Linked DNA regions of Homo sapiens: region 2 is linked to region 1. The links are chromatin loops, found by intact Hi-C in ENCODE. Cell type or tissue: IMR-90. All regions are shown on one strand.

Region 1 (4,000 bases):
TGGAGAAATTATAGTGTGCTGTTGGTACCTCAATGGAAGGACAACGCAGTGTGTGTGTGTGTGTGTGTGTGTGTGTGTGTGTGTGTGTCTGTGTGTCTGTTTGTAGGCTGGTGGTCAAAAAGGGCTTCTCATTCATGTTTATGAGTTTTAATTAGATAAATGATATAGGGGTAGTGGTGGGAAGACAAGGAACCAGCATGTACAAAGACCCAAAGATGAAAAGGAACATAACATTAACTCCGCAGTGTTTCAACAGTCTTCTAACATTTCACTCTTATTCTCTGTGACAGAAGCAGTGCCACAATCAAGGCCTTGGGTGAGACTGTGCCTGGAGTTGCCGAAAGCCTTTGCCCATAAAAGTTGCTTTTCTCTGTTAATAATTGTTCAGTGGTTTGAATCTGTCATTTATTGCACCCCCACTTAAAATGTGACCGACTTGCAGACAGGGAGCATAGCTCATTGTATTTCCCACAACCCAGCATAGCATTCTATATACATTGGAAGCTTAAGAAACGTTAGTGCTAAACAAATAGATAAATGGTAAAAAATGGTCAGCAACCAAACTGGAACTCCCGGAATTTTCAAGGGAGTAGCAATGTTTATCCAACAAGTTTTTCAGCTAATGTTACTTAAGTTTCAACTTTAAGAGCTTAGTCACAAAGATTCTCATTAGGTAATACCTTGGCAATTCAAATAATCACTGCCCCTCTGACTTGAGCTAGTTGACTTGGTTAAGGCCAAAATCTGAAGCTTCAAGTCCCATGGAAGGTTAGTTACCTTCAAGGAGAGAAAGAAGATCTGTTCATAGTCCTGCCCATCAGTCTGACCCTGAACTCTGGTGGGGCTAAGGGAAATAGCATTGCATAGTCTGTAGCCCATACGATGGGCTAGGCACTTACCTAGGGATGTTGATATGAAGATAAATAAGCAGTTCCTGCCCCCTAAGGAGGCTCTGGCACACAGTAGCTTCTCAAGAAATGCTTCTTGAGAAACTGAGTGAATACAGCCTCACATATTTAGGCAAATCACTTATAAAATATATTACAGTTTTGTTTTTATATGTGGGACTCCTTCCTGGACTATAGAAATGTTTGTATCCTATGGATTCTTTGTAGTCTCTGCAAAAAGCTAATTCCTCCTCTGAGGTTAAAGGAATCCTTACCATTGTTTTTGAAGACAGTAAGAGCTGCAGTAGCTGAAGCAGTAGCACTGAAGTGGGGATTTTCAGCTACTGAAGGGGCCTCAGTCCCACTCAATGGATACTGCAGCATAAGCCTCTGTTCCAATATTACCCTACCCTGGGAACAGCTGTTGGAACAAAAGAATTGCTCTGAGAGTCAGCGTGAGCAGTATCCCTAAATAAGTGTAGTCATCCTTTATAAGTAGCAGGTCTCCACTCCTGCCCTTAAATTGTCCAACTCCAATGCTAATAGTCACTAAGGAGAGTGCAGCACAGGCCCTGAAAGGAGCCACCAAGGACATTATTTCATGATGCAGAGGACAAATGTATGCTTTCTCCAAAACCTGGAAAATCAAGTTTATGTATGTCATGTTTATTCAAACACACTTGAAATAAGGTCTCCCTCTCCTCTGGCAAGGACACTTTCAGATCTGAGGGAGTGAAGTTCTTTTACCCACCCCAACAATACTGGTCAGAACTCTGACTTTTGAGTTCCTTGAGTCATGAGCAGGCTGTTCACTTCCAGGGCACTTTCCTCAGGCTTCTTTGGCATGAATTGAGGTCAGGTTACAGCTGTCTCCTGGGTGATAAAAGCTGCTTGGCTTCTCACACTTTTGGATGAATCATTGGAGTTTCCCAGAGAAATGCAGAGGGTACTGCCACCCCTCAGTGAGTGTTAACCTCCCACAGTGATGGAGCAGTGAAACATCAGCCAAATGGTGATGCAATAACAGGCTCAAGATGAAGCTTTTATTATGGTCTGTACAACTCATGTTGATTTGAGAAGGAAAGAAAACAATATAAACAGCAAATCCCACGACTGAGTTTCACTGTCACAAATATGTTCTTCATCAAATCCCAACCTCCTTCATTCTTTTCTTCTCTAATTCTCAACTCCCCAAGATACCTGGAAATATTTTCTGCCTGATTTCTCTAATTTGTTCACTTGACCTTCCATCATTCACTCAGCAAGTATATAATGAGCCCCTGTCATGTAACAGGCACTGGGAATCAATTCCAGTTTTTCTGCCTATTACTAGTTACATTTTTTTTTACCAATTATATTTTTTAAGTATGGAGTCGTAAGTACAATAATAAAGTATCAACAAAGCAAAAGGTCAGGGAGTGAAGAGCATACATCAAGAACTGTGTTAGAGCAGTAACTGATAATTTCCTAAAAGTAAAATATGAGAGTTGAGTTTTTCAGGACATAAAGGGATTTCTGGGCAAATAAGGGCAGTGAGAAGAGTGAAAGGTAAGAGATAGAATTCTAGGGAAAGTAAAAATAGCAGCAGCTCCCAACACTTGTTGATGGTTTAGCCACTAATGGGTTTATATTGTGCTCAGCACTGATCTAAGCTTTTTACCTGTGTTAATTTTTTTTTTCTTTTGAGACAGAGTTTCCCTCTTGTTGCCCAGGCTGGGGTGCAATGACGTGATCTCGGCCCACTGCAACCTCTGCCTTCTGGTTCAAGTGATTCTCCTGCCTCAACCTCCCAAGTAGCTGGAATTACAGGTGCCCACTATCATGCCCGGCTAATTTTTCATATTTTTAGCAGAAACGGGGTTTCACCATGTTGGCCAGGCTGGTCTCAAACTCCTGACCTCAGGTGATCCACCCGCTTTGGCCCCCCAAAGTGCTGGGATTACAGGCTTGATCCACTGCACCCTGCCTGTGTTAATTTTTTAAATCCATACAAGATCAACATGAGGTAGTCTCTACTATTATTTCCACTGTGGCAACTGATACACAGAGAGACTAAGTAAGTTGGCCAAAGTCATATAGCTAGAAAGTGGCAAAACCACAATAAGATCCAGAGCTCTTAACCACTATAGGATACAAGTACAGAAAGATATATGCAAAGGTCCAGGGATGAAAGGCGAACAGAGCTTTCTGGGGAAAAAATGGGAGTGGATATGAACGAGACCAAATAGTCATGGGAGAGCAGCAGACGTAAATGATAATGAAGAGCTAATAGGCCAGATTATGAAGAACCCGTGTACCCTACTAAAGTTTGCACTTAATTCTGAGGGCAGTTGGGAACTATGAGCAGCTTTATAACCAAGATCAGGCCCATGTTTTAGGAAGATAACTCACAGAAGTGTAGAGAATGGCTTTGAGAGGGCCAATGGTCAGGAGATCAGTTAAGACAGTAATGTTAACTATATACATGAGAAATGATAAAGGGTCTCTCTCAGTCTATTTTGTGCTGCTATGAGAGAATACCTGAGACTGGATAATTTATAAAGTATAAAAATTTACTTCTTACAGTTTTGGAGACTGAGAAGTCCAAGATCAAGTGGTCAGCATCTGGTGAGTGCCTTCTTGCTACATCATCCCATGGCAGAAGGGCAAATAGGGATGAGAGAGAGGGAGCAGGAGGGGGCTGAACTCATCCTTTTATAAGGAATCCATTCCTGTAATAATGGTATTAATCCACTGATAAGGACAGAGCCCTCATGGCCTAATTACCTCTTAAAGGTCCCACCTCTTAATACTGTTACAATGGTGGTTATGTTTGTAACATATACTTTTGGGGGGGGTCACACTCAAGCCATAGCAAAGCACAACTAAGGAAGCAGGACCAGGGCTGAGAGAAAGGGAGACTACAGGATCTGTTTAGATAGTAGAATTTATAGAACTGAAAGGGAAGCTGACTGGAGGTGAAAGTTGATTCAATAAGAGTAGAAGAATCACTTGAGCTCAGGAGTTTGGGACCAGCCTGGGCAAAATAGCAAGGTTGAGGCAGGTGGATCACTTGAGCTCAGGAGTTTGAGATGAGCATGGGCAACATGGCAAAACCCTGTCTCTACTAAAAG
Region 2 (4,000 bases), 170 kb before region 1:
GTACAGGAAGTGTATCACATCTTTGCTTGCAGGTGATTATTTTTCCTAATTTAATTAGGCCCATAAAATGTAAACAAGCAACTGGGGCTCAGTCATTATTAATTTAGAATATAGACTCAAGAGATGCTGGAACTATAAAGGCAGAAGAATGCATTCTTGACATAGGTAAAATCTTTTCCTTTTTTTTTGTTCTCAGCATTTCTGAGTTTTCAGTAGTGTGTTTCTCAAATGTATCTCTTCCTACAAGTATACTGTTCTGCAACTACCTGTACCAACTATTGAAGTTTAGTGGTTTCTCTATTCTTATCACCATTTGCTTAATTTCAGCCCTCACAGTTTCTGTCAGTATTTCCCCCCTTTCCATCACATCCATCAGCATCTCCCCACTTGCTTCATTTTTGCATAGTCGTCTGAATTTGCATCTTCAAACATAAATCTAACCATGTTTCTCTCATCCTTATAAATGTTTGTTGGCTCCCTGCTACCCAAATGGGGAAAATAATCAAGTATTATAGCCTGACATACAAGACACCTTGCAATTCAATCCCAGCTTTCTTCTTGATCCTCCTTTCCCAACACTTCATTCCAAAACCCTTTCATTCCCCCACTTCACCTTTGGCTGGTTAATCACGAATGCCTCTCTCTTTGAAGAGTATTTCCTGAGTTTTCAGGTCTATGTGATTTGAAACATGGCCAGAATGCCTTCCCTTTGACTTTTTTTTTTTTAAACCACTTTATTGAGGAATGATTGACTTACAAAAATCTGTATGTATTTAATGTATACAACTTGATGAGTTTAAAGATAAGTATACACTGTAAAACTATCACCACAGTCAGTGCCATAAAGATATCCATCATCTACAATTCCCTTGACTACTCCATCTAGAAAACTCTTACTTATTCTTCAAACCTAATTCAAATGTCAGCTCTTCCACAAAGCCTTTCCCAGCTGCCCCAGGCAAAGTTCATCAGTCTTTTTATGGGATCAGCAAAGCACTTGTTCCCATTTATAGTATGAACTTAATTGTGTTATAACTGATCTGTTCTTATGTCTCTTTTCTACTAAATTAGGAGCAGGACCTATAATATCTTATGCATCTTTGTAATTCCTGTGACTTGTATAGTTCTTGGCACATAGAAAATTCTCAAAAGTGTTTGCTGGATAAAAGGAGAAAGGTTTTTTCCCCCCACCTTTAGTGGGTAAGTATACAAATTGCCAGTCTAAAATGATAGCTCAATCATAAGAGACAGACACAGTGGTCCCATCACAATAACTTGTGCTTCTGATAACTGAACATTCGCAAGAGTTCCATTGAAACAAAGCAGGTGGTTCTCCAGCACGATTTTGAGACAAATACTTAGGTAAGCAGGCTTGCTATTTTGGGCATCCTGTCATCTCCCACTTGTCTCCAGAACAATTGTAGAATGAGTTCTGTGCTGGTGCTGATGACTTAGGAATTTAAGTTCTGAGCTGCCACTGCTGTTTGTCTTCCTGTCACCCACAGCCCACTGAGAAGGCCCTCCGCATTGTGTAAGGCATCCTGATTCAGAGCAAATCAAGACAGATGGCACAGTCCTCAAGTAGGATTTTGATGGATAAGTTTTATAGCTCCAGGTTAACAGAATACTTTCCTTCCCTGGTGCATGAATATTCATCAACATCAACACTCACACACACAATCTCCACTTAGTACCAGAAATATACAGCCAGACTAAGACAACCACACATATCAACAGTCATTTACTTTGGACATATTCCTAGAAAATTTTGCTTCCATTTATCATCCTTTTCCCGTCCATAAAGGCACAATTTAAAATCTATCCAGTCCAGGAGGCTTTCTGCGCTGTTCAACCACAGTTGGAGTGTGAGATAGACTCAGAGTCGCTGTTTCCAAGAGTTCAAAATTCACCATTGTCAATATTTTCCCCAGTTATTGCCAATTATGATCATAAGCCACTGCCAAAATTCATTTATCAGTCATCTGTGAGTTTTCTGCCTTGTAGACAAGTCTGTTTATAAGCTCATATTCCAGTGACAAAGAACATATGGGTTGACTCATTCTGCTGTAGCCAGTTCAGAATCAACAGTTTGCCTCATTAAACCTTAAAATTAGATAGCTTATTATATTCTCTGCACACATAGCCAGAATATTTAGGAACAAGGCATTATCACAATCCTAACAGCTATTATGGTTTATTTTATGTTAATGGTGCTTGATTCCTGCACTCACAGTTTTACGTAGCAAGCATGATTTGGAGGTCATTTAATCAGTTCAGCATATGAAAACATGCCCCCATACTGTGCTGACTCATCAGCGTTTTAATGTGACAACACATATACGCACATAATAACAGCTTGAGCTCCCTGTTAAGCAAAATTGGAAGATGAGATTGTGCTTTTTTTCTTTTTCTTTTTTTTTCAGATGGAGTCTCTCTCTGTCACCCAGGCTGGAGTGCAGTGGCCCGATTTCTGCTCACTGCAACCTCCGCCTCCCTGGTTAAAGCAATTCTCCTGCCTCAGCATCTCCAGTCGCTGGGATTACAGGCATATGCCAATACGCCTGGCTAATTTTTATATTTTTTTAGTAGAGACGGGGTTTCATCATGTTGGCCAGGATGGTCTTGAACTCCTGACCTCAAGTGATCTGCCTGCCTCCGCCTCCCAAAGTGCTGGGATTACAGGCGTGAGCCACTGTGCCCAGCCAGATTGTGCATTTTTAAGAGTTCTATTTTATATAGTGAAAAAGATGAAAGACATGGTTAGTTTCTTTTGTTGTCTAATAAAAATTCATATCAGACCTTACTATGTAATATGGATTACCAAAGCTACCATTGTTGAAAACAAATTTTATACTAAAAGTAAAATAGTAGAGGACTGCGGAGTCAGAATGCCTACATTACAGGTCCCGGGAAGCTAGATTGTGAGATTTTGTAATCCTTAGCTTTCTAAAATTCTATAGCTTTCCAGTCAGAGGATTGAACCCCCAATGGTGTTTAATTTATTATTATTATTTTCCATTGAACCCTTTGAGAGCTAGAGAAATTATGCTTATACACAATAAAGTGGAAGAACAGAATTTTTCCCCTTAAGCTGCACCTGGGGGTGCTGAATGTACAGGGCTCACTCATGCATATTCTCTCCCTTCAACTCACAGAAAAGGGTATGAATATGCTCTGTCTAGAAATGTTACTTGGCCTAAAGTGCTCGAAACTGGTAAACTTCAGAGTTTCTGTAAGGTCTTTAATAGATGGATTTAATGCAAATGGATTTGAAATGAACACCACTTCTTTTTCAGATTTTTCCTGGGGCACTACCTAGAAACCAGAGGGTAAACAAAATGAGGTGCAGGTGGATATGACTCACACATTTGCTTTGCTGTAAGAGGCTGTTTGTTTCACAGGCAGGGGTCTTAATGGATTCTGTTGCATGTAGGAAAATTGTTTCGTCTTTAATACATGGAACTAGGTTACATGATTTCTAGGAATACGTGTGTCTTGGAGGTGTTTGTGCCTGCATGTGTGTTTGGTTCATTGACTTAGACTGGACAACCAGGAAGGACTGTTTCTTTCTGAATTTCCCACTATGGGGAGATTTCAAAGGGAATTACACTCGGAGAACCAGAGCCCCTTTGGACAATCTTGTTAAAGCTCCACCAATGGGTTAAGCCAAACTAAATAAATCAATCTCTGGAAATTGCATTGTGGGGGATTTTATATCCCACAAATTGTCTTATGGTGAAAGGAGATGAAACCTGAAGCAACAAAACTTTTGTCTCCGAATCTCCGTACAGTTGAGGTGGCAGGCAATTTAGCCTTAATCTTTTCTGTGTCCCTTCTCTCCAAATCCCATAATCTCAAATCCATAATCTCAGGTTTGTTGGGTGCTATCGTGTCTATGGAGTGTGTGAGAAAAGGTGCCTGGTCATTTGTCCACTACAGTGATTGCTGAGGACATTATTCACCATCCTTTACAGCATGGTCCCTTCCGGTCTCTCCTAAT

What was found. A loop is a pair of places that touch in the nucleus more often than their neighbours do. Peaks named below come from ENCODE experiments on the same cell type or tissue, not always from the same donor. Only the 100,000 strongest peaks of a DNase experiment are listed, where the experiment ranks them.
Region 2: a loop joins it to region 1, with 1.9 times the contacts of the local background. A loop is called at or near these places in 1 of 110 quality-filtered maps.

Annotation. Positions count from the first base shown.
Region 1 is chr1:100,620,037-100,624,036 of GRCh38, reverse strand. No RefSeq gene overlaps it. Among named protein-coding and RNA genes, the nearest start is that of LINC01349, 25 kb to the left of the region's middle. RefSeq lists a silencer at 1,158-1,456. In IMR-90, no CTCF peak of the experiment used is centred here; DNase peaks (open chromatin) are centred at 606 and 1,806; H3K27ac peaks cover 1,572 bases.
Region 2 is chr1:100,793,212-100,797,211 of GRCh38, reverse strand. No RefSeq gene overlaps it. Among named protein-coding and RNA genes, the nearest start is that of VCAM1, 75 kb to the right of the region's middle. In IMR-90, no CTCF peak of the experiment used is centred here; a DNase peak (open chromatin) is centred at 2,301; H3K27ac peaks cover 985 bases.